Linked DNA regions of Homo sapiens: all the other regions are linked to region 3. The links are chromatin loops, found by intact Hi-C in ENCODE. Cell type or tissue: PC-9. All regions are shown on one strand. Each heading gives the region's core, and the rest is flanking DNA. Links, peaks and the distances in the headings are about the cores only. Region 1 overlaps PRDM12 (PR/SET domain 12). Region 2 overlaps HMCN2 (hemicentin 2). Region 3 holds the start of MIR12126 (microRNA 12126).

The links. Hi-C counts contacts between places; a loop is a spot of excess contacts. Peaks named below come from ENCODE experiments on the same cell type or tissue, not always from the same donor. Only the 100,000 strongest peaks of a DNase experiment are listed, where the experiment ranks them.
Region 1: a loop joins it to region 3, with 20 times the contacts of the local background. A loop is called at or near these places in 4 of 110 quality-filtered maps.
Region 2: it touches region 3 in a loop (8-fold over the local background); 27 of 110 quality-filtered maps call a loop at or near these places.

What each region holds. Positions count from the first base shown.
Region 1 is chr9:130,676,793-130,687,150 of GRCh38, reverse strand. It overlaps PRDM12 (PR/SET domain 12), which reads right to left. Exons shown (of 5, transcript NM_021619.3): 4 at 8,511-8,622; 5 at 4,168-5,903. The coding sequence ends at 5,482. Among named protein-coding and RNA genes, the nearest start is that of EXOSC2, 12 kb to the left of the region's middle. RefSeq lists enhancers at 4,819-4,988, 5,034-5,709 and silencers at 5,139-5,378, 5,859-5,958. In PC-9, for the core only: CTCF peaks have their summits at 2,740, 2,942 and 4,438 (motif pointing right); DNase peaks (open chromatin) are centred at 2,940, 4,480 and 5,830; H3K4me3 peaks cover 1,757 bases.
Region 2 is chr9:130,343,600-130,353,957 of GRCh38, reverse strand. HMCN2 (hemicentin 2) reads right to left here. Exons shown (of 98, transcript NM_001291815.2): 26 at 6,598-6,792; 27 at 5,283-5,413; 28 at 4,827-4,974; 29 at 4,295-4,421; 30 at 2,381-2,535; 31 at 753-1,031. Among named protein-coding and RNA genes, the nearest start is that of HMCN2, 83 kb to the right of the region's middle. In PC-9, for the core only: no CTCF peak of the experiment used is centred there; a DNase peak (open chromatin) is centred at 1,727; H3K4me3 peaks cover 381 bases; H3K27ac peaks cover 1,454 bases.
Region 3 is chr9:130,236,073-130,246,430 of GRCh38, reverse strand. MIR12126 (microRNA 12126) reads right to left here and starts at 5,044; the gene lies at 4,943-5,044. NCS1 (neuronal calcium sensor 1) reads right to left here. Exons shown (of 8, transcript NM_014286.4): 8 at 9,128-10,358. RefSeq lists enhancers at 5,507-5,801, 6,323-6,502, 6,583-6,762, 8,920-9,479. In PC-9, for the core only: CTCF peaks have their summits at 2,842 and 3,055; a DNase peak (open chromatin) is centred at 5,630.

The DNA of each region.
Region 1 (10,358 bases), core at 777-8,776, 440 kb before region 3:
TATAGGCGTGAACCACTACGCCTGGCCAACTGCATAAACTTTCTAAGCAGAGACGTGCACACAGATTTCAGCCTAAGGATGCTCATCAAAGCATCACTTGTTCTGAAAGTATTAGAAACAGTGTCAATGTCTATGGTCATATTAAGCATGTCCCTGAATATTTTCATACTTCTTCAATCAAGAAGTGGGGTCTGGCCAGGAGTGGTGGCTCAGGCCTGTAATCCCAGCACTTTGGGAGGCTGAGGCCTGTGGATCACTTGAGGTCGGGAGCTCGAGACCAGCCTCACCAACATGGTAAAACCCCGTCTCTACTAAAAACACAAAATTAGCCAGGTGTGGTGGCAGGCGCCTGTAATCCCAGCTACTCGGGAGGCTGAGGCAGGAGAATTGCTCGAACCCAGGAGGCAGAGGTTGCAGTGAGCCGAGATTGTGCCACTGCACCGCAGCCTGGGCAAGAAGAGCAAAACTCCGTATTAAAAAAAAAAAAAAAAAAAAAAAGAAGTGGGTTCTGTGCATCCTCTCCTGCCACAGGACAGGATTCTGACTGCTTTGATGGACAGCATATGTCAGAAATGCCTCTGTGTGACTTCAAAAGCTAGGTCAGAATAGACCATGCCACTTCCTCCTGGTTCTCCTTTTTTTTTTTTTTTTTTTTTTTTTTTTGAGACAGAGTCTCACTCTGTAGCCCAGGCTGGAGTGCAGTGGCCTGATCTCAGCTCACTGCAAGCTCCACCTCCCAGATTCATGCCATTCTCCTGCCTCAGCCTCCTGAGTAGCTGGGACTACAGGCACCCGCCACCACGCCTGGCTAATTGTTTGTGTTTTTAGTAGAGATGGGGTTTCACCATGTTAGCCAGAATGGTCTCAATCTCCTGACCTCATGATCCGCCCGCCTCGGCCTCCCAAAGTGCTGAGATTACAGGCGTGAGCCACTGCGCCCGGCCCTCCTGGTTCTCTTGAAACACTTGCCTTTGAAGCCCTGAGCTGACACATAAGAAGTCTGACTATCCTGAGGCAATCATATTGTGAAGAAACAGCCATGCCTGGCAACTAACCTGCCACTGTCCATAACTTCCTCTGCTCATCCACAGACATACATCCCAGCAGGCCACCTGCAAGGCAGGAGGGAAGCTGGAAACTCAGAGTGTCCGTTCCTCTAGTTCAAGGGATTCAAGAATAGTGGGCATCGGCCGAGCGCGGTGGCTCACATCTGTAATCCCAGCACTTTGGGAGGTCAGGAGTTCGAGACCAGCCTGGCCAATGTGGTGAAACCCTATCTCTACTAAAAATATAAAAAATTAGCCGGGCATAGTGGTGCATGCCTGTAGTCACAGCTACTTGAGAGGCTGAGGCAGGAGAATAGGAGAATTGCTTGAACTGAGCAGGCAGAGGTTGCAGTGAGCTGAGATCGTGCCACTGCACTCCAGCCTAGGAGACAGAGCAAGACTCCGTCTAAAAAAAAAAAAAAAAAAAAAAAGAATGGGCATCAGAAAGGGCTGAAGGAAGGGAGTGCAAACAGCTGCCTCAGATGTCCTCTGGGGGCTGCCCAGTGGGGTGAGTGGTAGGAGCATCTGCCACCCTTCTCACCCGCCAAAGGCATGCTTGTATTAACAAAGATTCCAATTTATTGAGCACATACTATGTGCCAAGCACTGAGTCATGTATGTATTCACATATAGACATTATCCCATTTGATCCTCATGTCAACCTTAGGAGCTAAATATCACTCCACTTTACATGTGAGGAACCTGAGGCACAGAGATATTAATTGACTTGCCCAAGATCACACAGCTAGTGAATGGCAGAGTGGAGTTTCAGACCCAGATCATTGGCCTCTATCTAGAATCTTCTATTGCTGGAGGTCTTGGACCATGCAATAAGGCAAGAAAAAGAAATAAAAGACATCCCAATTAGGATGGAACAGGTAAAAGTGTTTTTATTCACTGGTAACATGATCATGTGCTTAGAAAGTCCTAAGGAATGTACAAAAAAGTACAGGAATGAATAAGTGAGTTTTGCTAGGTTGAAAAATACAAGGTCAATATACAGTGCTGGACTACACTGCATCCCCATGGGAGATGCAGAAAGCCCTTTGGACTGAATCTGCGGGCTGACCAGGAGGTGATGTGGCCTAATAGTCACAGGCGTGGCTTCTGGGGTCAGACACTTGAAGGGAACCCCACTCTGCCACTCACTGAATGAGTGATGTGGCAAATTATTTACTCTCTCTATGCCTCTGTTTTGTTGTACTTCACATGGACATTGATTAAAAGAGCATTGGGGGAAAAGATTGGGGGGTAGTATCCACTTGTGGGTTTGTGAGGAGGATTTCTGGAATACATATGTTTAAAGCCCTAAGACCGGCTGGACTCATGCCTGTAATCCCAGCACTTTGGGAGGCCAAGGTGGGTGGATCACCTGAGGTCAGGAGTTCAAGACAAGCCTGGCCAACATGGTGAAACCCCATCTCTACTAAAAATACAAAAAATTAGCTGGGCGTGCTGGCGGGTGCTTGTAATCCCAGCTACTTGGGAGGCTGAGGCAGGAGAATCGCTTGAACCTGGAGGCAGAGACTGCAGTGAGCCATTGCACTCCAGCCTGTGCAACAAAAGTGAAGCTCCATCTCAAAAATAAAAATAAAAATAAAGCCCCAAGCCCAGGGCTGGCCCACAGAAACTGCCATGGCTGTGTTTGCATGTCTTTGATTAGGGGGGCTGCAATCTCAGGAAAGGGGCCTTAGGCCTCTGCTGGAAATGCAAGCAAAGTAAGAGGTTAGGCTTTTCAGCATCATGCCTCCCTCCAGCGTGCAAATCACAAGTCACATCCTTTCACCCTGGTATCCCAGGCCCTGGCAGCACACTTCTGTGGAAACAGATCTGTGGGCAGACCAGAGGCACCTTGGTCTGCAGTTACAGCCAGCTACCACCAGGTGGGTTCTGGAGCCTGGGATGGGGATCCTTGGATCTGTTAGCTGAGACTTCACAGGACAGAATGACCCACAGAAAACAATTTCGATTTTTGTTCAAGGGCCTCACTGACCTCTCTGAGTTCTGACTCTGGGAGGCTCTACTTCAGGAAGCCAGAATTATTTCCTGGGAGTCTCAACATGTGGGCAGGAAAAGCACCTGCCTTTTCACCCCTTGGCATCCAAGGGAGGGGGACTCAGGACAGATAGGCTTTGGTCAAGGGAACAAGAGGCCTGGATGGGGGCTGCATGGGAGGGGGGAATGCAGGGGCCACCGGAGGCATTGGGAGCCTAATGGTGGGGTGTCAAAGGAGAAGCGAGGTTCCAGTGGGAGGAGAACCAAAGGTGACTTCCCCCACTGGCCTGAGGGAGTGAACCCCAGATGGGGCCTGCAAGTGAACTCATCAGGTGTCCAACCCTGCCTGTGCCTCCATTTCCAGGGTCCAAGACAAATCACTCAAAGTAAGGGGGTCTTTAGGAGTACACCCCTGAAGTTCCAAGTGGGGCTGGGCTGTGTGTCCAAGTGTAAATTCCCAAGTGTCTGCAGGTGCACATGTGTGCACACGTGTGCTGGATGAAGATGCAGAGTTGTATCTGCGGGATGCCAGGAAACCACACACCCAGTGGGTTGGACGATGACACCCTCATGGCTGGTGTATGCTGGAGCACAGGTGTGAACTCACACTCCCCTGCACGCACCTCCTTCCTGGAGAGGAGAGGTGAGACTGGCCCTATAGGAACCATGAAGCCCTCTGGCTTTAACTAGAGGTCTTCCTGCTCCCTGGTCTTCTTCAAGAGGGTCTGGAAATGGGTGCCCAGAACATTTGGAGAGTCTAGGCATTGGGAGGGCACTTGGTGGCCATTTTGGCCCATTCCCACTGGCTGCTTGAACTCCTTTGAGTTGGCCATTAAAATGAAAAAAAAAAAAAAAAGTAAATATTTGGGAGAAGTTACAAAATAAGGCACTGATGTTTGAGCCAGCTGGAAACCGGGAGAAATCTGCCTGGCCCCTTTCAAGATTTCCGGTTGCTTTGCACTGTGGCCCATCTCACTGAGCTCTGACATCCCAGTTGTGACAGAGAGAATTTTCCTGTACACACCAGTAAGTGGAACAACGCTTACCCGCCCCTTTCCAGCTTCTAGACACTTTCTATATTTCCTTCCTACAGATAAAAGTGTCCACCCATTCAGATGCTAAATGATAAATGTTCCAAGTAATTTTTATTTTAGAATACAAGAGAGGTACAAATGTATTTACAGTTGTACATATACAATCAAATAATAATATATTACAGTTTTGTAAATATCATTTTAGATAAATATTTACAAGGTTAAAGTGACCATCTTCTGGAAGTAGAACGCAGTTTCTTGAAAACTCTATACATTTTATACTTTTCATTAATATTATAGTTTATTTTACAAAACGCCCTACGGGAATCCTGGTAAATGACTGCAAAGTGTGAGAGGCGACACCAGAGGGCGCGCACGGCCCGAATTTGAGGAAACGGGCAGGGACCGAGGGAAGTGTGGGCAGACTGGGCGGAATTCCCGGGACTGGGCACAGCTCGGAAGCGCTTCGTGGCCACAGAAGCCACCTTAACCTCTCGGGCAGCGGTTCCAGTCTTGCCCTCCTCTCGCTGGAGTGTGTGTGTTGGAAGGGGCTGGGGGTATATTTCGCCTTCCCAGGCACGATGTCACAGCTGAAGGGGAGGGGGCATTGGTCCAACTCCTTCATTTTACAGATGGGGAAACTGAGGCCCAAAGAGGTGCAGGGTCTTGCTCGGGGTCCCACAGAGGATTTCCATTGTGCCTCCACTCTCAACGTGCCTGGTGCACTGCAAAGAGCTCCTTCCTCATCCGTCCCCAGGAGCCAGGTTTGGGGGTAAGCTGGCCTAAAGGAGAGAAGGGCCCAGAAGATGCATCTCTCCGGGTCTCTTCCCGCTGCCGATGGACCCCAGTAGCCCGCACATGTCAAGGTTGCGTAAGGACTCCCGACACTTCAGGACACCAGTCCCAGGGGCCGGAAGAGGAGATGGCGCCCCCACAACCCCCGCGCCCGACCACACCCGGACAAGGAGGTCGCCCTCCCTTCATTCCGAAGCACAGGACTCTCGGTGGCGGAGGAGGGGACTCCCCTTCCTCTGCTGAGGGGCCCTCGGGGGCTCTAAGTCCGCTCTCCTGCCACCCACGAGGGGGATGCCGGCCTGGGCGCCCGGCTCTACAGCAGCAGGGAGACTCGGGGGCGAGGCCAGGCAGGGGGACCCCCTCCCAGAGGAGGCGGCCGAACAGCCGCACCAGCTGCGTGGCCTGGGTGAGGGACGCCGCCCTCAGTGTCCTCATCTGCGACACGGGCCAAGGCGGGGGTGCCTGAGATCCGCCTCCGGGGCGCAACCCCAGCGCGCGGGGCTCCGCGGCGGCGCCGGGCCGGGGGTTGGGGCTGGAGGGCGAGTCGCGCTGCGGGGCCGGGGTGCCGGGGACCCAGGAGCGCGCGGGGCCCGGCGGGGGCGCGGGCGCGCTCACAGCACCATGGCCGGCAGGTGGTGCGCGGCGGCGGCGGCGGCGGCGGCGGCGGCGGCGGCGAGCGCGGGCGCGTGCGCGTGCGGGGCGGGCAGCGCGGGCGAGTGTGCCTGCAGCGCGGTGCTGGGCGGCCGGTGCCGCGCGCTCTTCTGGTGGGCGCGCAGGCCGGCCAGCTGCGAGTAGGCGCTCTGGCACACCTGGCACTTGTAGGGGCGCTCGCCCGTGTGCAGGCGCACGTGGTTGCGCAGCGTGGACGACTGGCTGAAGCGGCGGTTGCAGAAGCGGCACACGAAGGGCTTGTCCAGCGTGTGGATGCGCATGTGCGAGCGCAGGTTGCTGCGCGAGTTGAAGCCGCGGTGGCAGATGACGCATCGCATGCGGCCCGCGGGGCCAGCCGCCGAGTCCGCCGGGTGGAAGTCCTCTGGCCGCGGGGCGGGGCGGGGCGGGGGAAGGGAGACGGAGAAGGGGAGAGAGCAGCCCCGTTAGAACCGGCGCCCCGCAGCCCGGGCCCTCAGCGCCCCCAGCCCGGGGCCGGTCCGTCCTTGAGGGTGGGTGCTGCTTGGACGGTGGCAGACGGACTGGAGGGACAGCGAAGGGTACCCCGGCTGGGGGGTCCAATAGGGAGTTGGACTCCCGATCGCGATGCGAGACCTCGGGGACTTAGCGACTCAGCCTAGCTAAACCTCAGCTTTCTCATCTGTAAAATGGAAAGCTAGCACTGCCTTTTCGGGCGTACGATTGCCCGAGAGGATGAGAAAAGACGTCTATGAAAGGTCTCTGCGCTAAGCACCCGACCTGCCTTAGCCAGTGCCTGAGAGGTGCCTGGATTGGAGCAGCCTTCTGTAAAGGGGAGCAACTGTGATGACCCCTGCCCCCAAACCTTTCATTAACTCATCCCACAAACATTTACTGAATGCCTACTCTGTACCATGGAACTGCGCCTCGGTTTTCTCCTTCCTGAAATGGAGATAATACTAACATGGTAAGGATCAGTTAAAAAAAAAAAAAATATATATATATATATATATATATATTTTTTTTTTTTAGACGGAGTCTCCCTCTGTCTCCAGGCTGGAGTGCAGTGGCGCGATCTCGGCTCACTGCAGCCTTCGCCTCCTGGGTTCAAGTGGTTCTCCTGCCTCAGCTTCCCTGGGAATACAGGTGTGCACCACCACGCCCAGCTAATTTTTCTATTTTTAGTACAGACGGGGTTTCACCATGTTGGCCAGGATGGTCTCGATCTCTTGACCTCGAGATCCACCCACCTCGGCCTCCCAAAGTGCTGGGATTACAGCCACAGCGCCCGGCCAAAAAGATTTTATTTATTTTTTTGAAACAGGGTCTGGCTCTGTCACACAGGCTGGAGTGCAGTGGTGCCATCTCAGCTCACTGTAGCCTCGACCTCCCGGGTTCAAGCGATCCTCCCACCTCAGCCTCCCAGGCAGCTAGGACCACAGGCTCGTGCCAGCACACCTGGCTAACTTTTAAATTTTTTGTAGAGATGGGGTCTTGCCATGTTGACCAGGCTGGTCTGGAACTCCTGGGCTCGAGTGATCCTCCTGTCTCTGCTTCCCAAAGTACTGGGATTATAGGCATAAGCCACCATGCCCGGCCTAGAGAAATTAATGTTTGTAAAACATCAGCTGCAGAGCAAGGACTTAATAAACAGTAGCTCACCAGCTCAGGTTCATCCTCCAAAAATAAGGACCGCTGACCACGGTGCCTCATGCCTGTAATCCCAGCACTTTGGGAGGCAGAGGCAGGAGGATCATTTGAGCCCAGGAGTTCCAGACCAGCTGGGCAACATGGCGAGACCCCATCTCTACAATAAATTTAAAAAATTAGCCAGGTGTGGTGGTGCACGACTGTGGTCCCAGCTACCTGGGAGGCTGAGATGGGAGGATAGCTTGAGCCCAGGTGGTTGAGGCTGTAGTGAACCAAGATAGTGCCACTGCACTCCAGCCTGGGTGACAGAGAGAGACTCTGTCTCAAAAATAAGTTAAATAAAATAAAAATATGGATAACCAAATTTCACAGGCCAGGTGCCGTGGCTTACGCCTGTAATCTCAGCACTTTGGGAGGCCAAAGTGGGCAGATCGCTTGAGGTCAGGAGTTTGAGACTAGCTTGGCCAACATAACAAAACCCCATCTCTACTACAAATGCAAAGATTAGCTGGGCATGGTGGCACACGCCTGTAATCCCAACTACTCGGGAGGCTGAGGCAGAAGAATTGCTTGAACCTGGGAGGCAGAGGTTGCAATGAGCCAAGATCACGCCACTGCGTTCCAGCCTGGGTGACAGAGTGAAACTCAGTCTCAAAAAAAAAAAAAAAAAAAAGGAAGAAAGAAAGAAAAAGAAAAAAAATACACAGAGGTTTTATGAATACCCAGTGGGATGATATCTGCCAAAGGTTTAGCCCAATTCTTGGCAAGAAATAGTTGTCGAGCAAATGGTCTCTGCTGTGATGGGCAGTGTCCCCCTGACACACACACAGGCACAGTCTGTCCTGCCTTCCTTCAACAGGCTTATACGGAGCATCTACTCTGTGCCAGGCCCTGCACCAGACATCATCGACAGGGCAAGGAAATATACAGGTTGTCAGAACCAGAAGGGAACTTAGAGATTATCTTGCCTAGGACCTTCCCTTTACAGGTGAGGAAACTGAGGCACAGGACATTTCCAAGATTGTACAGCAGAACTAGAACTCAATCCAGGCTCCTGCTGCCCAGCTCCTTTCTTCTCCTGTCACACCTCATTGCCTCTCTGGTCTCCCCCACATACCCCCCAGACAGTCTATTCTGGCCAGGAAGCAGGAGGACCATCTCCCACCCATGCCCGGCCCATGCGGCAGCTCCAGGGGCATCAGCCTCCTTGGACCTGTATGTCTGATCTGCTCAATGCTGCCAGACATTGAACCAAGGTCCCTGGAGGCCAAGAGCCTCTCTGCCTCTCTCATTCTCTCTCTCCCCTCCCTGGGCTCCCCTCTCCATGGGTCTGTGTCTCAGCGGCCCCATGGGGAACACCTACCATGCTTGTTCTTTTTCTGGTCCTCCTCTAGCCCGGGCACACCTGGGATCCCCAGGAAGGTGTTGTGTGAGTTTCCGTACCACACCAGCAGTTCCTGGTCAGGTGGGATCATCTGCAGGGAAGAAGGCAAGAGGAGGTCAGGGAGGCCGCAGCTGGGAGGTGAGAGTTGGGGGTCTCTGAGCACCCCTCCACAGCCAGGAGACCCGGACCCAGTCTCAGCCCTGAGAAAGCCACACAGTCCCATTTCCACTGAGCTGTCCCGGGAAGCTGCACAAACACGGAAGTCCCTGGGGTGTCGAGCCCCTCTGCCCCCCTCTCCCTGCCCAGGCCATCTCTGTCCAAGCTCCAGCCACAGGAGTGCTTCCAAGCTGACAGCACCAGAGTGGACGCCTCACAGCAAGCAGAAGTAATGGGAGATGGAAAACTAGAAACCTTTTCCATTCTTACCCCGGGGAACTAGAGTCAGCCAGCCCCCAGGGCTGCAGGGCTGAGCCAGATGTTTCCAAGAAGGGTGGGCTGTGGGGCACCCCAGGGTACTTGGCTATACCCTGAGGCGATAATGTTCCGGAAACATCTCTTATCCAAAGCTCCCATAGGCATCCCACATCACAGGTACTTCCCGACCAAGCACAGGGCTCTGAGTGTCTCTGTGCACACGGCAGATGCTAAAAAAGAAGCATTCGGATGGATGAACACCTCCACCCCAGGAAACATTGGGGTACACTGCCTTACACAGAGTCCAGTTCACCGCGTCCTAGGTCAATGACAGAGAACCCCGCAAATGATGTTGGGGCTCTGATGCTCTCGGGGAGGACCTGCCCCAGGCTCATGGCAAAGGATGTTGGTCAGAGGGTTTTGCAGTGATGATCCAGGGAGGCGTAAGGGGCCTGCTTCTGGGGTGGCACTGATCATAAATGCCACACACTCCGGGACATCCCAAGGGGCCTGCCTGCCAGGCCTCTTATGGAAGCCAGTTACCCCTCCCAAGTGGGGAAGCTCCAGGCCCTAGCCAGGCAGGGCGTATGAGAGAAGGGACATCCTATCACTCTCCCAAGGCCTGGACTCCAGAAGTGCTGGCCTTGGCACCTTCCCCTGGGGGCCACTATCCGATGTGCCCAGAGAAACCCAGACACCCCCAGGCAACAGCTGGTTTGTTTTCCTGGCAGGTCCTTTTTTAGTTGAAGCACAAAAGATCGCATGGGATTCCATCTAGAGGTGTCTGAAACCAGGCCAGGACCCCGCGTTGGCTTCTGTGGTCAGAGACAGGGCCCCCTCTGTGTCTGCTTGGTTCAGCCTGCAGAGCCCACACTCAGAACTCTGGCGTTCACTACGTCTTCCTTCCTCTGGTCAGAGCCTGGAAGACCCTCAGACCATTGCAGCAAGCTCTGCTCACCCCTGAAAAGAAGGGAAAGTGGAGGTCGGGCGTGGTGGCTCATGCCTGTAATCCTAGCACTTTGGGAGGCTGAGGCGGGTGGATTACTTGAGGCCAGGAGTTTGAGACTAGCCTGGGCAACATAGCAAAACCCTGTCTCTACAAAAAAATAGAAAAATTAGCCAGGCGCGGTGGCGCATGCCTGTAGTCCCAGCTACTTGGGAGGCTGAGGCAGAACTGCTTGAACCCAGGAGGCAGAGGTTGCAGTAAGCCGAGATTGCACCACTACACTCCAGCCTGGGTGACCACTCCAGTCTGGGTGACAGAGCAAGACCCTGTCTCAAGGAAAAAAAAAAGAAGAAGAAGGGGAGGTCGAAAGAAAAGGGGTGGGAACAGGAGAGTGTGAGGGGGCTTAGGTGACAGCCATCCTCCTGAGACTCAGCCTAGAGTCACCACATCCATTTCCACATGCCCCC
Region 2 (10,358 bases), core at 1,160-9,159, 110 kb before region 3:
AAGCCCTTTGCATCTTTGGAAGCCAGAGCTCCCAAAGTGACTCCCCACGGGGGGCCAGGCTGACCCCTATCAGCTTGCACGCTGCCCTCTCACACTTCACCGGGGCCCTGCTCAGACCCATCCAGAGCCACCGACACCCTTTCCTCTGAGTTCTCCTTCAAAAGTCCCCAGAGCCAAGCCCCTCAGGGCTGAGCTGATGCTGAGGTTCACAGCATGAGGTCTGGAGTCAGATCTGCCCGCGTAAGGACCGGGTTCCACCACCTCCTAGGGGTGTGAACCTGGGGAAACCTCTCTGCTCCAGAGCTTCACTGCGACCATCTGTAACTGGGGACATGAGAGCTCAAGTCCCTTTGCCAGCTGATCAAATGAGCTGATGCTGCAAAGTGCCCCTCTGGTCTAGCTTACAGAAGTGATGAGCTGAGGGCAGTTAATTATTGTGGTGGTCACAGGGTTCTGGGCATGGTTTAGTGAAAAGCCCCACACCATGAGGGGAGACCTGGATTCTACACTTAGCTCCGCCATGGCCTCCTAGACAGGCCCTTCCACTCCTGGCCTCAGTTTCCTTACAGGTATGAGGGAAGTCACATAAGCTGGGAGGACCCTTCTCCCTAGATAATGTCTTGGTCCCATTATCCTTTTGCCTCTGACCACTCCAAGTGGCCACCTAGCCTTCCTTTGGAGACAGGCAGGGGCCACCATGGCTGAGTCCCTCCCACTGCCCACCCCGGCTGCCGTGGCCCCTGGCTGCTCACCATAAACATCCAGCCTGGTGGCCTTCTCTGCGGCCCCCACAGCATTGCTGGCCTTGCAGGTGTAGACGCCGGCATCGGAGCTCTGGGCCCTCCCCAGCTGCAACTGCCGACCGCCCCTAGTGTAGACCACCTTGGTGCTGGTGGGGAGCAGGGCCCCGTCCTTGAACCAGGTGATGTTTGGGGTGGGCACTCCTCGAGCCTCACACAGGAGCTGCACTAGGTGGTCCTCCATGACGGCCACCTCGCCTGTCTCGTTGGAGCCCCAGATAGTGGGGGGCGCTGAGAAGGAAAGAGGTGGGGCTGGTCACAGGCAGCCGCTGAGGCCTCTGGCATCTTCCCCAGGGCAGCAGACTCATGCCTTTGGGCCACAAGACACACCACAGGCTTCCATTGCGGGGGCAGGGAAGGCATGGTGGACAAGGAGGGGAGGGGTCTGGGGACAGATGGGAGAGGCCAGCATGGGGACATGCTGGTGTGGAAGGTGCAGGAGGTGGGGGCGGGGCCACAGGCTTGGATTCTGGGCCCTGCTCTGCTCTAACATACTGGAAGACCAGGGGTGAGCCACTTCCCCTCTCTGGGCCTCAGTCTCCCCATCTGTGAAATGAGAGGCTGGACTAGATGAGGACTTCACACAGGGCTGGTCACTCACCACCGATGCTACCCAGGACAATGCTAGGGGCACATGGGCACAGCATGAAATAACTGCATCTCAGAATGGAATGGTTACGCCCCTCCCAAATCTCCTTCTATCCGGGTTACAGCAAGGAAAGGCTCCGTTTGGTGCTACTATGCATGTCCCTAACCTTTCTAGCACTTTCTACTCTCCGCTTTTTAGCACAGAGAGTGCAGATGCAGGCTGGGTGCCCTCTGCGGAGTCCACGCCTCGAGAATTTACAACATTGCTCTATGGGGTGTGTTTGTTTTTTCAGCTTCCTTAGCCAAGCGAAACTGGTTTTCTGCTTACAGTTTCGATATTAAATATCCTTTATAAGAATAAGGGATATTTAAATAAATGTGTTTCAGTGTAAGGAAGTGTGACTCATTTAAAGAAAAGTAAATCATAATTCCAAGTGGTATCAGAAGTAGTAAATTTGGGCCAGGTACAGTGACTCACGCCTGTAATCCCAGCACTTTGGGAGGCCAAGGCAGGAGGATCACTTGAGGTCAGGAGTTCAAGGCCAGCCTGGCCAACATGGTGAAACCCCACCTCTACTAAAAATACAAAAATGAACTGGGTGTGGTGGTGGGCACCTGTAATCCCAGCTACTCGGGAGGCTGAGGCAAGAGAATCACTTGAATCTGGGAGGGGGAGGTTGCAGTGAGCCAAGATGGTGCCACTGCGCTCCAGCCTAGGCAACAGAGAGAGAATTCATCTCAAAAAAAAAACATAAGTAGTAAATTTTTAGAGCTGGGATGGAAACCACGGATTTGGAAAATGCTGGGCCAGATAACCTCTATCCCCTGACCCTGACCCCAACCCCGACCCCAGCCCCCAGCTTTCTTGGACTCAGGGATCACTCACCAGGTCCCCCATTTCAGCCCTCACTCTCCCTCTAAGGCAGCGGGCAGCTGGGTGGGAAGCTTCCTGAGTAGCCTGTGGCGGGGTCCCAGAAGGCGTGGGGGCTCACCATGAACTCGGAGCTGGAAGTCCCTGGCCTGCTGACCAGCTGGGCTGAAGGCCACGCACTGGTATCGTCCCTCATCCCCCACGTGACTGCCGGTGATCCTGAGAACCTGGCCATCCTCCTGGACCTGCAGGTGAGGGCCTCCCGGAAGGACAGGCCTGGAGAGACGGGCAAGGGAAAAGCGCCAGTAAGGCCGAGGGGCTGGATGGGACACGCTGCACACAGGGAGTGTGTGGCTTGTAAAAAGCGAGGCTGGGCCATTCATTAGCGCCAAGAGGTGGGAGCAATGCAAAGGCCCAGTAAGCGAGGAATGGATCAACAACGTGTGGTCCGTCCATGCCACGGAACATTATTCAGCCACAAAAATGAAGGCAATTCTGACACTTGCCACAGTATGGATGAACCTGGAAAATATGCCGAGTGGAAGAAGCCAGACACAAAAGGCCACACACTCTATGATGCCAGTGATGTGAAGTACCCAGAACAGGCACGTCCATAGAGAAGGAAAGCAGGCTTGTGGTTGCCAGGGGCTGGGGAGAAGGGGACAGCGACTGGCTGCTGATGGGTCCAGGGTGTCCTTTTGGGGTGATGGAATGTCAGGAACTAAATAGAAGTGAAAGTTGCCCCATGCTGCAAATGTACTAAATGCCACTACACTGCACACCTTTTTTTTTCCTTGAGACTGAGTCTTGCTCTATTGCCCAGGCTGGAGTGCAGTAGTACGATGGCTCACTGCAACCTCCACCTCCCGGGCTCAAGTGATTCTCCTGCCTCGGCCTCCCAAGTAGCGGAGACTACAGGAGACTACAGACTACCGCCACCATGCCCGTATATATATATATATATTTTTGTATTTTTAGTAGAGACGAGGTTTCACCGTGTTAGCCAGGATGGTCTCGATCTCCTGACCTCGTGATCTGCCCACCTCAGCCTCCCAAAGTGCTGGGATTACAGGCGTGAGCCACTGCACCTGGCCCACTGTACACTTTAAAATGGCTAATTGTATGTTACGTGGACTTTTTTTTGGACGGAGTCTTGCTCTGTCACCCAGGCTGGAGTGCAGTGGCTTGATCTCAGCTCACTGCAACCTCCACCTCCTAGGTTCAAGTGATTCTCTTGCCTCAGCCTCCCAAGCAGCTGGGATTACAGGCGCCTGCCACCATGCCTGGCTATTTCTTTTTTTTTTTTTTTTGTATTTTTTTGTATTTTTAGCAGAGACAGGGTCTCGCTGTGTTGGGCAGGCTGATAGCTCCTGACCTCAGGTGATCTGGCCGCCTTGGCCTCCCAAAATGCTGGGATTACAGGCGTGAGCCACCACACCCAGCCCATTATGTGAATTTTACTTAGAGAAAAAGTGAGTTTAAAAAAAGAGGCTGGGCACGGTGGCTCATGCCTGTAATCTCAGCACTTTGGGAGGCCAAGGCAGGAGGATTGCTTGAAGCCAGGTGTTCAAGACCAGCCTGGGCAACAAAGCAGGACCCCATCTGTACAAACATTTTTTAAAAAATTAGCCGTTGTTGGTAGCGCACACCTGTGGTCCCAGCTATTTAGGAGGCTGAAGTGGGATGATCTCTTGAGCCCAAGAAGCCCAGGAGTTTGAGGCTGCAGTGAGCTGAGATCGTTCCACTGCACTCTAACCTGAGCAACTGAGCAAGACCCTGTCACCAAAAAAAAAAAAAAAAAAAAAAAAAAGGAAAGGCTAAGAGATGAGAAGACTTTGCTGAGGTAAGAGTGGGGTCTCCCTGGCTAATCTCCTGCTGGGTGGGAGGCGCCCCTACAGCCCTCAGTCTGGGCCCTGGGTGGCACATGCCATGCCTGTCAGCTCCCCAAGAAGAGTTCAACCTTCCCCAACCCCCACATCCAGCAGGCTGAGTCTGGGCACCACCACACGCCATCCTCGGGGAGGGGGGCACTCACTGCCTGTCCTTGGTCCACTCCACCTGGGGCGTGGGGACCCCTGAGGTCCAACACTGCAGCTCCACGTCTGCACCGGCCAATCCTAGCACCTCCTGAGCGGCCCCGGCTCCAAGCACGGAAGGAGGGGCTGGGGGTGAGAAGGCGTGAGGGGTGGGAAACTGTTCAAACCCTGCAAGCCCCGCCTACCACGGGGCCTTTGTCTGTGCAGACCCCCCAGCCTGGGCCCCCCTCCTACCTGACCTTCCTGGGAAGCCCCCCAAAACCCTGGCCAGAAGGGCTTGCTCTGGAGCCCTCAGCACCCAGACTGTTCTTTGGTAGCACTTGTGACAGTAATGATTTTGCTATTCACCTGTCTGATGTCTGTCCCCCAAGCCTGATAGCTCTGTGAGGATGGGGGTTGGGTCTGTCATGGGTCCCTCTGTGCCCCCTGCTCTCCGCAGGCAAAGTCTACCCTCTCCCCCGGTGTGCCTGCAAGAGTTGGGGCTACAGGGCCAGACACACTTGGGAGTTACAGGGCTCAGGTCTCACTCACTGAGCACAAGGAGATGGAAGTCCCTCTGGGCGGTGCCAGCCTGGTTCTCTGCCCGGCAGGAGTAGAGCCCAGAATCACCCTCCTGGATCCTGGGGAAGTGGAGGGACTGGCCCTCGTCCAGGAGGCGGTGGCCGCCCACCTTAGGAATCTGGGTAGGAGAGGCCAGAGGGAGCCAGTAAGAGGGGATCCAGCCACCACCCCCAGCATCAGTAATGAGGAAACTGAGGCCCGAGAGGTGGCCAGTGGCCAGAACGGTGCCATGCTCTCTGCCACGCAGCCCCTGCCAGGCTTCACTACATGACCACTATCCTCCACTGCCGTGAACCCCAGAGCACCACCAAAGACACCTGTCACATCTCCCTGCCCCACCTTGGCACACGCAGAAATGCCCATCCAGAAGACCTGTCCCCAGCCTAAATCCCACCCATACCCCGCCCACCCTAGGGGGACACCCACCAGCTGCGCGTCCTTCAGCCACACGATCTCAGGGACTGGAAAGCCGTTCGCGTCACACTCCAGCGTCAGGGACTGCCCGGCCATACCCGACACGTTGGCCTTGCGCCCGTCCTCCCGGATGCTGGGGGGCACTTGGGGGCAAGGAGAGCCGAGGAGCTGCTTCCCTGCCCCCTTAGAGCCACAGCCGAAGGGACCTCATCTGGGCCATTCCCTCCCCTTCGTCACTGGGGTTGGAGAAGGTCTGCCTGTCCCCGTCCGCCCAGCCACAAAGGGTCCTGTGGACCTGCAGATGGCCGCAGCAGCCTTGCCCTGGGACCCACACACCCCCAGTCGTGCCCAGGCCCAGGTGTCACCCTTTCTGACTCTCAGCTTTGCAAGGTGCTGGAGTCCCCTTAGATCCATCTGGTTCTACACCCAACCTGGTGTCACAGTGACCAGGGAGGGTCCCCCTGAGTGAGAATCTCTGAAGGTGAGGCCTGGCCACGCTTTTGTAACAAATGTCTTGAGCAAGTCATTACAGGGCTAGCCAGAGCAGCTGGTCCTGGGGAAGCAGCAGGTGGCGTTAGGAGCTGGTAGAACTGCCCAAGCGGGGCCAGTTCATCCTGCCGACAGAGACCACTCCCCAGCCCACCCACACTGCCCGTGTTAAGGAGGGGTTCCTTTCCTCTGCACATAGCACCCTGGATGTGGGGGTGGGCGCTCTCCCTGCTGAGGACAAGAATGTGAGAAGAGACCAGGGGTAACAGTTTTAACCCGGAGGTGGGCTCTGGGGCTCTGCACTGCCATCCGTGCTCATTTTTAAAAATAATTTTTTAAGTTTATTTTATGTAGAGACAGGGTCTCTCTCTCCCAAACTGGTCTCGATCTCCTGGGCTCAAGCAATTCTCCTGCCTCAGCCTCCCAAAGTGCTAGGATTACAGGTGCAAGCCACCATGCCCAGCCAAGGGGTCATTTTAAAATGCCTTCACCTCTAGACCAATCTCAAAGACACTGATGGAATTCCAGGTGCTTCCCCCATACTGTCTCCGTGGGGGTCTCTCTAGGGAAGTGGGGTGTACAGTGCAACCTGCCACTCTCCCAGCCCCCTCAAGCCCTCCCTGTCACTGGCACCTGGTGGCAGGACCTGATTCTCCTGTGTAGGAAGCTTTCAGGCCCCGGGGAACTGGCACTGCCACACCTGGGCACGCCGTGGTACTGTCAGACCCCCGGCTTCACTGTGGGCCTCTGGCCGGATGCGGTCCTGGGAGGAAGACAGGCCCGTCTCTGGGTCCCTGCCGCTTTCCTCTCTTGCCCCCAGCTCTGGGTCCCTGCTCACCATAGACCACCAGCTTGGCTCTCCTGGACGTGGAGCCCACCTCGTTGGTGGCCTGGCACTCGTAGTCTCCACTATCCGCAGGTGAGACGGAGGCCAGGAACAGAGACCCCTCCTCCAGCACTGCCACACCTGGCTGGCCATGCAGGGGCTCCGAGGACGGGCCCTTCCTCCATGTGACCTGCGGCTTGGGCGTTCCTGGCAGGGTGCATGGAGTCATCAGTACAAACACCCTGACACCTTCCCCTCCACACCTGCACTGTCTCCCACATGTCTCTCCTGTGCAAAAGGGGCTGACGGTCCAGCGATGACTCCAGGCACCTCCGTCCCCCCGAGGCTGGAAGGAGCATTTCCCTCGGAGCCGTGGGAGCCCCCACACCCGCCACCTACCCACACTGCCCATCCATACAGCCTCCTAGGGTCCCTGAGGGACCAAGGCGGGGACTGCAGGCCTGTTTTCTGGTTCTCTTCACAGCAAGTCCCCAGTCCCCTCATTTAGAATTGCACCCCAACAGGCACCCCCAGCCCCTGCCCTCCCTGCTTTTCAGCCGTCGTCCTCCACTTTCCAGTGATCAGAGGACGCGTCTATGCTCCAGGTCTCTGTTGTCTCTTTTCCGTGTCCCCCACCCGACGAGGGCCAGGCTCTTTGTTTTTTTCCCTGCTGCCACCGCCAGCCTCTAGCACAGTGCCCGGCACACAGTAGGCACTAAATCAATGAACGAGCCAAGCCTGCCGTGCTCCAGCACCCTGCGTTGTGCCCTGGGGTTAGGGCCTGTGGGAGGCCCCAATTCTGCTCAGCCTGCTCCTGCTCCTCCCTCCACAAGCCTGGGTCAGTCACTTTGCCAGCCACAACCCCCAGCCCCACCGTGAGTGCCACACCCCCCTGCCTCCAGCCCCACCGTGAGTGCCACATCCCCCAGCCCCTTGATCTCTAGGACACGCCCCATGTTGGTCTGTGCACACAGCCTGGTACACAGTAGGTGTGCCAGAAACAGCTGCCCACTGGGCTGGAGTGGAGCTTTCATTCACGGGCCCCAAGGACAGAACCTGCCCAGAGGGGGTCCTATGTGAGCTGAAGCTAACAGCCCAGTCCTCCAAGTGACCCCTTTGAGGCACACTGCCCAGAGGTCGCAGCGTGAGCCCCAGGCACACACTCTGCTGCTGCCATCCTGGCCCTAGCTCTCACCTGCCCCCTGACCTCCGCCAGCGCTGACTCAGGGGAGCCTGTGGGGTCCCCACACTTGCAGATCGGCACGTCACTCCCACCCGCCTTCTGCTGCTACCGCTGGTCATCAGGACTGTTGTAGCTAACACTGATTATCATCAGAAAGGGCCGCCCCTGGCAGCGGGGGCCCAGGGGTAGACACTTATGCTGTGGGCCGCTCACTCTTTCATCCTTGGAAGGACCAGTAAGCATGGTGGCGGGGAAGACATGGCATGTGGAAGGCACACTGGCATCATCTCTGCAGGAGGCTGCCCTGCCCCCTCCGCCCTACCCTGACCGCCCACCGTAAAGTGCCAGAGACCCTCCCTGCTGGCATGAGGGACAGGGAGGGCCCAGGGCCCTGCTCCATGTCCACCCACGCTCTGGGTGTCCTTGGGCAACTTACTGAATCCCCCTGTGCCCGTTTTCCTCTGGAATCCTCTGCCCAGAATGCAGGCCAGAATGTCCCACCGCCAGGGGCTGCTACCCCCACTCCCCACTGTGGGGATACACACCACACACACACAACACGATACACACACCACACACCACACTACACACACGAAACACCATACACACATACCACACACAAACATACACACCAAGCACTACACACACCACATACTATACACACCAAACACCATACACATACCACACATGACATACATACCAAACAACACACACACCACACCCTATACACACCACACACCACATACACACCACATACTACACACACCACACACCAACATACACACACAGCACACACACACCACACACTACACATACCACACATACCACATACACACCACACACCACAAACATACACACACACAGCATACATATCAAACAACACACACACCACACACCACGTACACACCATACACTACACACACCACACACCATACACATACCACACACAACATACACACTACACACCACACACCACACACAATACATACCACAAACCACACTACACACACCACCATACACACACCACACACAATATACACACCAAACACTGTGCACACACCACACACCACACACAATACATACCACACACCACATACACACCATGCACTACACACTACACACACCACACACACAACATACACACCAAACACCATGCACACACCACACACACACCAAAACTATACACACCACATACACAACACATACAACATATACACCAAACACTACACACTACACACACCAAACCACACACACAACATACATGCCAAACACCACACACACACACACACACCACATACACCAAACACCATACACACACCACACACACAACATATATACCAAACACTACACACACCACACACACCAAACACCACATACCACATACACATCACATGCTACACACCATACACACAAACACCATGCACACAAAACACCATACACACACACACACCACACATTCACACATACGCACCACACACTACACATCATACACACACACTACATACACATCAAACAACATACACACACCACACACAAACATATACACCAAACACCATACACACATCACACACTACACACAACACCATACACATACACACAACATACAAACACTACATACACACCCCACATACCAAACACCACATACCACATACACACCACACACTACACACCACACACACCACATACATACACCACACACAAACACCATGCACACCACACACACAACATACACCAAACACCATATATATAGACCACACACACACAGAACACATACATGCACACACCAAACACTATACAACATACATGCCAAACACCACACACACACACCACATACTACATACACACATCACATACACACAGAACACATACATGCACACACATCCCACACATGACACATACACCACATACACACACTACACATTCGCACACTCACACACATGCACACCCCCCTCTCATCTTCCTCAGCTTTCCCCTGAGAGCCCCTGTACTTCCCGCCACGCCGGGGGCCAGGCCTTCCGAGCTGCAGGTCGGGAGGGGTGATGGTTTCTGCTGTGGAACCTTGTTTACCACAATCTCAGCCTAAAGTGCTCTAGTGCAGGACGGCCCTGAAGCTCTGTGACAAGGAGGACAAGGAGATCCCCGGGCACCAGCTGCTGCCCAGGGTCCCTCACGCCGCCCCCTCCCCACTGTGCAGAGTCCCACACACCACACACACCACCAAGTGGGTGTCCAGGCTCTGGGCCTTCACGCCCCACCCCACCCCACGAGGAAGAGGCAGATGGTGTCACTGCAGGGCCCAGGGAGTCCCCATGAGGGTGCTGGGCTCAGTCCCAACCCTGTAGCCCTCAGAGCGCTCCGAGCCCAAGGCCACAGGGCTGTGAAACAAGGCCCTCCTGACCAGGAAGGAGGCCGGGGCAGCCCAGGCGGCAGGCCTGGTGGGGAGAGGCAGTGCTATCAGAGGGGATTTGGGTGAGGCTGACAGGCTCAGGACTGGTCCCTGACTGACCAGGGCTGTGTGTGGCAGTCAGGGGCTGGGTGGGTCCCACCTTCCACTGTCTCCCACCTCCCAAAAGCGCAGAACGGCTGCTTG
Region 3 (10,358 bases), core at 680-8,679:
AGAGATTAGGGAAAAGAAGCTGCTCAGAGTCACCAGCTGGTGCTTCCACTGGGTCTCAGCCTGGTCTTGTTGACTCAGAGGCCAGGACATGGTGCTGGTGACGTGCTACCCCTATGGACAGCAGGGACCGGGGCTCTGGGAGTGGCTATGTGTCCTCCAAGCTGGTGCTCCCTGGAGAGGCTGTTCCTACTTGTAAGGAAACAGAGGAACACATTGCAAAACCTTTCATTTCACTTGATGGGAAACATCATTTTATCATCCTTCTCTGTCACCTGCATCTTTCTAACCTCTCAGTTTTTCTCTGGCACTGAGCAAAAGCTTAGCCCACTTTGTGCTGGGGATTGAGCTGGGGAATTTCCAAGTAGTGATTCTAGTGACAGTGATTGCATATAGCAGGGCTCTATTTGATGTAAACTCATCACAGGCCCTGGGGCTCCAGTTTTCCTATTTATCTGGCTATATGGGTCCTCGTGGCTCCAGAAAAAGCGGGGGCAAGGGCCAGACCAATTTTTTTTTTTTTTTTTTTTTCAGATAAAGTCTCACTCTGTCACTCAGGCTGGAGTACAGCGGTGCGATCTCAGCTCACTGCAACCTCCACCTCCCAGGTTTAAGAGATTTCTGGCTAAATTTTGTATTTTTAATAGTGACAGGATTTCACCATATTGGCCAGGCTGGTCTCGAACTCCTTACCTCAAGTGATCCACGCGCCTCGGCCTCCCAAGGGAGGAATTACAGGCGTGCGCCACTGCGCCCGGGCCAGGTGCCCCAGAGATAGCTCCCTGGGTGGTTGTGGGGGGCCCCTTGGGGTTGGTGGGGCAGAGGTCATGTTGGCAGTGGGGAGCCTCCCTCTGCTATCGACTAGTTCATGACAGGCTCCTGTTTCAAGGTATTTTCCTCTCTGAAATTTTGGACTTGGACCCAGATCTTGAGTGCAGCTTCACCCATGGCCCAAGTGGCAAGAAATAAAAGCTGATAGCCAAATCGATGGACCAAAATGAAGGGGCAACAACTTTGGGGTGGAGAGAATTGGATAATATCAATGACATTCACTGTTTTCACGTAGGAAAGGCCCTCAGACAGATCATCTGAGCATCACACAGATGCTCCCCAGCAGCCCTATGAGAAACGTGCTTCTATTATCCTCACTTTAAAGAGGAGGAAACTGAAGCTCAGAGAAGTTCAGATTCAGTCTATCTCCAAAGCCAACTGCTGGTGGGGATGCAGCCAGCACTGGAACCCAGAGAAGGAACCTTAACTGCCAGTCATGCTGGATGAGATGAGAAACTTTGGGACAAGAGGTCCCTTCGCCCCAAATTTAATTTACAGCCAGATGGGTATGGCAACCACAGTAGCTTCAAGACATTTGAAAACCAGCCAAGAGCACCAAAGAGAGCCGGCTTTCTCCAGCCCCACCTGCCCGTCATATCCCAGGCCTCCCTAGGTCCCCCACTGGCCAATCAGAGTCCCTCTTATGGGGGAAACCCTTTCTCCAGCCCTGTCGCAAGACTGGTTAGGAGGGTGAGGATGGGGCCGAGGCCTCGGGGGTCTCAGGGCTTATGGGAGTGGCCGGTTCATCACCTTCCTTTACTTCTGGGAGAGCCCCTGGCAGGGAGAGGCCAGAAGTCAGCCAAGGACACCTGCTGCCCTGTGGCCACTGGGGCTGGGTGGTTCCGAGGAGCCACGGATCTGACTTGTGCTTGCACCAGGAAGGTGGCTTCTCCTCACACGAGGGCTCAGCCCTGTGGCCTCGTGGAAAATTTCAGATTCTGGGAAGTGCTGGTTCTAGGTGACCCAAGGGAGAGGACATCAGGCCAAAGGTGATGCGTCACGGTGGTGGTCACAGTTTGGGGTCCAGTTGGCCTCAAATCCCCTCTGCCTTTTTTTTTTTTTTTTTTTTTTTGAGACAGAGTCTCACTCTGTCGCCCAGGCTGGAGTGCAGTGGCGTGATCTCAGCTCACTGCAACCTCCACCTCCCAGGTTCAAGCAATTCCCTGCCTCAGCCTCCTGAGTAGCTGGGATTACAGGCACCTGCCACCACGCCCGGCTAATTTTTGTATTTTTAGTAGAGACAGGGTTTCACCATGTTGGCCAGGCTGGTCTCAAACTCCTGACCTCAGGATCCACCCGCCTCGGCCTCCCAAAGTGCTGGGATTACAGGCGTGAGCTACCGTGCCTGGCCCCCTCTCTGCCATTTATCAGCTGTGTGACCCCAGGCAAGTCAGTGAGCCTCTCTGAAGCTGTTTCCTCATCTGGAACTGGGGACAACTGTAGCTACCTCATGGGGCATAAGAGGAACAGCACACAGGAGCGGTGGTGGCAGAGCCACGGGCCAGGAGGGGCTGAGAGCCGGTCATGAGCATAGCAGTGACCACAATGGTGGCAGCAGCAGCATGCAAGCCATGGGTCCGGGTACCATCTGCCAGGTAACACGGTGCACAGGGAGTCCCACGGGTAACCCCACCTGCAGCTCTGGGTGTGCCCGGGCTGGGAGGGGTGCCTGAGACCCTGCCTACCCACACTTGCCATTTCCATTCCTGTGCCCTGGGGACCCCTCCCTGGGGCACACCCCGTCCTGCCCCCAGACTCAGCACCCCCAACCTTTGCCCACAGTGCTTACCTGAGTGGCCACCCCCCTGGGAATGGGGCCCTGGGGCACTCTTGGGATCCAGTGCCCCCAGTGCTTGGCAGGCTGTGGGAGGGACCTCCTTCGTGGGCCCAGACCCCTGCCCCTGCCTCAGTCTCCCTGCCTCCTCCAACCCACCTCCGAGCTGCTTCTCCCTCCAGACACGGGGCCCGCACTGACGGATCTCAGTGGGGCATGCGCCTTCCCCTGCAGACCTCGCCTCCCCACGCGACAGGCATCTGGGAGGGACCAGGGCAATAAGCCGCTGCCGGATCTGAACTTAATAGAAGCAGTCTCCCCCAGCTCCCTGTGTCTGACCAAAGACAATGTCGTCGGAGCCTGGAAGCCCCCCACGAACTGTCAGACTGGAGGAGCCCCTTCACCCTGGGCCTCAGCGACCTCGTCTGTAAAATGTGGGATGGTAATACCAGCACCGGCCTCAAGGGGCGCTGCTGCAAGGATTAAATGCGATAATGCGGGTGAACCCAGCACAGGGCAAGCACTCCGCTTCCGTTGCTATGACCTGGCTCGTCCCTGTTATCACTTTGCTAATCGTTAAAATGGGCGGAGTTACAGAGAACAGCCGTTCCGCGGGGCTTCCCAAGAAGCTCAGAAAGGCGGACCTCGGTGCTGTGTGCTCAGAGCGCCCAGGCCTGTACCAGTCAGCATCAATTCTTAAAAGGTGACCTCGTGCCTCTTCTTTCTGTGCGGAGTCATCCACTGGAAAAATCTACTGTCTCATTGCCATGGAGGCACCTGCCGTTAACTCCTTTGCATTCCTCTCTTCCCCTGTGTGTCGATTTCCTGCAGTCCTTCCTCTGCACCTACTGTACACTGCCTGGAATGCCCTTGCCTCTCCTCCTTGCCCATGTACATCCTGCCATCCTTTAAGGGTAGCTGAAGTTTCCCCTTGTCCAGGGAGGCCCCTGGGGAGTGAGGTAGGGAGAGTAGCCCAATCCCCGCCCGATACTGCGTCACTGGCCTGGCACTGCCCATCTGTGGCTGGTGTCCATAACCTTCCTGTGTGTGCTACTGCTGTTGTTTTTTTTTTTTTTTTTTTTTTTGGACAGAGTCTCATTCTCTGTCACCCAGGCTGGAGTGCAGTGGCACTATGACGGCTCACTGCAGCCTCGACCTCACTATGCCCAAGCAATTCTCTCATCTCAGCCTCCTGAGTAGCTGGGACTGCAGGTGAGTGCCACCATGCCTGGCTAATTTTTTTGTATTTTGTAGAGATGGGGTTTTGCCATGTTGCCCAGGCTGGTCTCGAACTCCTGACCTCAAGTGATCCACCCACCTCGGCCTCCCAAAGTGCAGGAATTGCAGGCATGAGCCACCGCCCCCGGCCTTCCTTCTTGAACCAGGCTAGCATTCATCACAGGCTGTGGCAGAAGCCTGGCACTGTGGCTGCCCAGCATATACACTCCAGGCTCTCATTCATCCCTGTGGAAATGGGTGAAGGATTCTGGTTAGCTTTAGGCTTCTGCCTAGAAATCACTTAAGCAGCATCCAGCTTGTATTAGTTGATCTGATGGACGAGCATGGGGGTAGAATCCGAACCTCAGGGTTCCCTCTGATTCCCTTCCCATGACTGGGAGCTCCCTTTGTTTTTTGCTTTTTGTTTTTTTTGAGATGGAGTCTCGTTCTGTCACCCGGGCTGGAGTGCAGTGGTGTGATCTCGGCCCACTGCAACCTCCACCTCCTGGGTTCAAGCGGTTCTCCTGCCTCAGCCTCCCGACTACCTGAGATTACAGGCACACGCCACCATGCCCAGCTAATTTTTGTATTTTTGGTAGAGGTGGAGTTTCACCATGTTGACCAGGCTGGTCTCGAACTCCTGGCTTCAAGTGATCCGCCTGTCTCAGCCTCCCAAAGTGCTGGGATTACAGGCGTGAGCCACCACGTCTGGCCTGGGAGCTCCCTTTCTCCCTCCTTCCAGGCCAGCACTTGCACCTTCCCCTGCAGGTCCCAGCTCGGGCCCCTGGCATTCCACAGATCTGCCCCTTCTAAGGCAGGAAGGGCCTCTTGATGCCCAACATAGGAATTGGGTCTTCAGAATCCTCAAAGAATAAAGTGGGCACTCCACAATATCACAAAGACTTCCCCTCACCTCTGGGGGCAACCAACAGTCCAGTGACTAAAACGGGACCTACTCTCAGTCATCTGACAATGATACCAAAGGGACTCTTCCCACCCTTCTCCCTGACTGTCAGAAAAAAGCTTGTTTTACTCTTTATCATATTTTTTTATCCCCAAGATCTGCTCATGTGGATGGCTTATTTTAGGTTTCTGGGAGGAAGGGAGCAATTTCTGAGGAAGGAAATTGTAGAGACAAGAAAAGGTCTGGTCCCCAAGTCTTGAAACCCCTGGCAGAATCCTTCCTGAGCTCAACCCTAGGCCAGCCTGCCCAGTCCCCTTCCTGTGGTTACCCAGTGAAAACCCAACTGGCCCGGTCCTCAGGGGCTGCCCTGGGCTCCCCAATAACCTAGAGCCTCTAGGTCCCTAGTGCTTCTGCAAAAGAAAGTCTTTCCCACAGGAGTCCCTCTGGCTGGGACCCTCAGTCCCCTGAGCCCTTGGAGGAGGAGGGCATATTGGGACAGGAAGAGGGAAAAGGCAGAAGACGGGTGGGAAAGGCATGAGCAAGCAGTAGTTACACCAGCACATGGCACTGTATGGTTGTTTATTAAGTCACTTTGGCAAACATTGAGAGTTTCGATGCAAACATTTGCAGGTGGCATCAGGTCATTGAAAGCGACCCAGCAGATCACTGGGTACATTAGGGAGAATATAAATTGGGCTGTTGACACAGAGACTCAGGATGGCTTAATCAAGATAAATGTGTGTCTCTCTTCCTCCTAAGAGCTCCAGTGTAAATGGTCCAAAGCTGGTGTGGCAGCTCCATGGGGTCAAAGACCCAGTTCTAGGAAGGCTTGTTTCAGAGTCCTCCATCCAGTCAGCAGGAAGAGGGAAGAGGGAAAGTTATGCTCATTGTTCTCATCCTATTGGATAGAACTGGGTCACATGGCCGCACTCAGCCACAAGGGAGGCTGGGAAATGTAGTCCTTTGTTCCACATGGCCCTGTGCCCAGCTAAAAAGAGATAAGGGGAAGAAGTAGAAAGCTTTTCCATACCTACACAAGCTCATTTTGCCTAAGTTCAGGGGGCCTTCCCAGCCCCTTTCCATGCCCACTGTCCTGAACCAGTTCCTCCAGACCAATGAACCTGGAGGGTAAGTTTCTGCCTCTGTACTCCCTGGGCAGGAAGATGGCAGGGAGGAGGGGGCCACTGTAGGGCAGGGATCCACATTGCATTCCCACTCCCAGCCCGACTCCCTACTCTTCTCCTTGTCATCTCCTCTGTATGCCTGGGGATGCCCTGAGCTGGGCTTTGGGGAGTACAATTTAGAGAGATACTTTCTAATATGCAGATGTGAGTTTGGGGCTTGGCAGGGTCAGTGGGGACAGGGTGGAAGGCCCGAGGTGGGGAGAAATGGGACCTCTAGGATGGTCCCTCTAGGAGGACTCACTGGTGCTATCACACCCAGGGAATAGCAGCCAATCTGAGCCATCCTGATAAAGCAGGTGGCCAGGTCTGTGCCTCTACTGAGCTTCAGCCCACAGTAAGCCATCCAGCGCAGGCTGGGCCAGGGGGTGAGTCAGCACAGGCTTTAGCCTGACTCGAGCAGAGCAAGGGACCATGACCCATCATGTGCCCTCAGCAACACCATTTCTGAACCGTGGTCCCTGTAGGCACCACGCCCAAGGCTGCTGGAAAAGACCTGAGCTTCCTCCACCAACAGCTCACCCCCGTTCAAGCTCACCCTCTGCTGGAAACATTGCCCCAGCTGCCCTCACAACGGCCTTCTGAACCAGAGCTTGGTATTTCCAAAGACAGGCGCCCGTGCACAGATTTACTTTCAGTGCTTCGGTGGAAACAGCACATTGTGTGGGTATGTAAATTACCTCCAATCTCTGCCTCAGGGACAGTCCCCAAGTGTGTGAAACAGTCTAGTCAGGAATCAGCCCTCCAGAGGGTGTCATATTAGCATTTTAAATATGTACTTTTATTAAAACCTACACCACAGATTTTATCCACACAAAGGATGTTAGAAGTCCCTTTTCATAGAAGTGTAATGTGGTGAAGATACATGCTTGGCTACAAAGATTTTCAGAGCTCAGCACTGTGCACCACAAGGGAAGAGCAGCAAGCAGCCTGGTGCTTCAGGACTGTGCTCAGGGGCAGGGCTCCTGGGGTCCTGGGGCCCCCACCCCCTGGATGGACAGGTACAGGTGCCTGCCTGTCTTTGTACTTACTTGACAGTGAATATCTGGACTTCTGGCAGAATTTGATCTAATACCTGCCTTCATTGCAACATTCCACCTCTGGCGAGGTTGTGGGGCAGGGGCTGTCGAGCCATCGCCTGCCTCTCATTGAGGGTCCATGGGGTTTTTGTCTGTTTGTTTTGAGACGGAGTCTCGGAGTCTCGCTCTGTTGCCAGGCTGGAGTTCAGTGGCGCGATCTCGGCTCACTGCAAGCTCCGCCTCCCGGGTTCACGGCATTCTCCTGCCTCAGCCTCCCACAGGCACCTGCCACCACGCCTGGCTAATTTTTTGTAGTTTTAGTAGAGACGGGCTTTCACCATGTTAGCCAGGATGGTCTCAATCTTCTGACCTCATGATCCGCCTGACTCGGCCTCCCAAAGTGCTGGGATTACAGGCGTGAGCCACCGCGCCCGGCCGAGGGTCCACTTTTTTACCAGAAAACCCTGTCTGTCAGAACACATGCCCAGCGTCAAGTGGTAGAGCCTGGCTGGGAACCAGGTCAGATTCCACAACCTGTGGCCCCAATCACCGTCCCACACTGCCTTTCCATGCTGCCTTTGGAACCCTCTTGAGGGTCTGGGGAGTTCTGGCATCTTCACTCTAGGACCCGCCAGAGCAACGCACAATGCTGGATGCCCAGCGTGGCCACAGAGGGTGACATCGCTGCATCCACTTCTCAACGGTTGCTTCAACCCCAAAGCGGAAGTCACATTGGGCCTTCAGCTTTGCCTGGAAGGTGGTGGCGATCTGATGATTCCTTTCACTCTGAAACATGTCTGAAACGTGGCCTGTGTTTGCAGGTGGTGGTTCATTCTAACATGGGCTGCTTGATCTTATCAATCTACACGCTTCATGCGTCTTTCAAGAGCTTTTGGCCAAGAGCAATGAATTCTAACTGACAGTTATGTTCCTGAGTCCGCGCTGGCTTTTGTTGCTCTCTGAATTCGTGTTCCTTTAACAAGCTACGAAAGTGAAAACCACCACCTCCTCTGATCCCCCTCTCCCCAACATGGCAGGGCCCATGCATACTGAGCAAACACGGGGTTACTTGACCAGAGGGGGAAGAGGAGGGCTCTCCTCTATCCCAGGCTCCAGGCCAAGGGTGACTCGGGGGAGGGCAGCCACACAGACTGCCACCTCTCGGGGTGCCTGCTGGGAGCTTGCACAAGAGCTACTCATCTCCCCACCTTCCCTCCCGACGCAACCCTCCATGTGGTCAGCAACCAATCTCTAGGCCCCCTGCGCCTGGCCCATCACAGGTGCAAAAGTCAGATGAGGTGAATGAATCATTTGCCTGAATCCCTGAGCCAATGGAGGTAGGGACCCAACCGGACATGCTGCAGCGCACACACCTCCCAGGGGTCCTCAAAGTGTGATTCACAGACCCGCAGCAGCAGCGCAGCCCAGGAACTTGTTAGGAACTCAGATTCCCAGGCCCCTGCCCAGACCCTCCTAATCAGAAACTCGGCGGCTGGGCTGGCAAGCTGGGTTTGAAGCAGCCTCCAATCCAGGTGATTCTGAGACACACTTGACTTTGAGAGCCACTGATCTAGGCCAATGGTTTTCAGACATTTTTAAAGCAGCAGCCGCCCTCTCCAGATGAAACAGGCAGGTCAGGGGATGTCGTGGGTGAGGCAGTGGGCGGGGCCTCACACCACTCAACTCTAGGCCTCGCAGAAACACTCCTGCAGATTTTTCTGGTTTAAAAGTATACTCAAGGTTCTCACTTTGCACATTCTTTCTCTCTCTTTTTTTTTTTTTTTTTTTTGAGATGGAGTCTCGCTCTTGTCACCCAGGCTGGAGTGCCATGGTGTGGTCTCAGCTCACTCCAATCGCCGCCTCCCGGGTTCAAGTGATTCTCCTGCCTCAGGCTCCCATGTAGGTGGGATTACAGGCGCCTGCCACCACACCCAGCTAATTTTTGTATTTTAGTAGAGACGGGGTTTCACCATGTTGGCCAGGCTGGTCTCGAACTCCAGACCTCAGGTGATCCGCCCAACTCGGCCTCCCAAAGTGCTGGGATTATAGGCATGAGCCACTGCACCCGGCCTACACATTCTTTCTCTTCAGGAAACTGGGAAGACAACACCCAAAGCCAGAGAAAGGGTGTCACAAAGGGAAGAAACCTAAAACGAAACGGAGAAGAATGTAAACAGACAAAGCAACAGGCCCACACAGGGAGGCGAGGACAAGTCCAGGAAGCGTGTTTAATTGGCGTGACATGGACGACATACAGCAGGAGCTTGGGGAGGCTGGGGCATGCTACACGGCCCCTGTCCACCCCTGGGCCTCGCCCTGACCCTGGCCCCAGAGACACACACCGGCAGGTTCAGACAGGACGGCACCCCAAAAAGAGACTCAAAGGGGGCTGGGGAGGCAAGCAGGAAAGGAAATAACCACAACCAGAAGACATTGCCTTTTGTTTGTTTGTTTTTGCAAGCATTATACCAATTTCTCCCCCAAGTGGCAGGCTCCGGGTGGGAGGCAGCAGCAGTCCAAACCGCTACTCTTGGGCACCGTCCTCCACTTCTGTGAGGGGCTTTGATGATGACACTCACATTTGGGTCTCACCAGGCCCCTGCGAGGCAGGCCCAGCAGAGACTCTTGCTCCCATCCAAGGGATGGGGAAATTGAGACCCAATGAGCAGAACTGACTTGCGCAAAGTCCTGAAGGAAGCCAGCCACCGAGTCAGGCTGGGAGTGAGGTGGGCCTCCCTGGGGCCGGGAGCCACTGCAGGAACAGGGACAACAGGGAATGTGCAGACTGGGGAGGGCGACTCGGGGCTACCCCATCCTGGAGAAGGGGCAGAGCCTGAGCCTGGATGCTAAGATGCCAAGACAGAAGATGGGACCAGCTGTTTATTCAACAAAAGCCTTTTATTCATTCAAAAATTAACCATTGGGTTTATTCCGCAGATATTAAAAAAAAAAAAAAAAGAGGGGGGCAAGGCTTCCCATCACAGTGCCCTTAAGTTAATTCACTTGCTATCCAGGGATGGCCTAGCAGAGGGGTGTCTGGGAAACGCTGCCAGAAATGTGGTGGCCCAGGGCCTCTGAGGACTCACAGCCCCCTCCTCGCCTCCCCGCTCCAGCCTCCCTCCGGACCACCCGTCCGGTGGGGTTGCAGCCCCCAGGTGCGTTGGCGGCTTACCACCACCAGGGGGCGCGCCGCGCTTCCTTAGCTCCCTTAAAATTAAATGCTGAAACCGCGCTGGGAACAGGGTGACTTTCCGCCTGGCGGGTGGGCAATGGAGGCTTTTTCCAGAGACAGCCTGCCTCTCCAGGAAGGGATCCCAGGCATCCCGACCTCCCCACCAACCCCCTCCGAAAAAACACAAAGTTCCTGAAACCCCAGGTGCACTTGTCTAGGAAACGGGCTGTCAAACTGAAAAGCATTTCAGGGGAAGAGATGT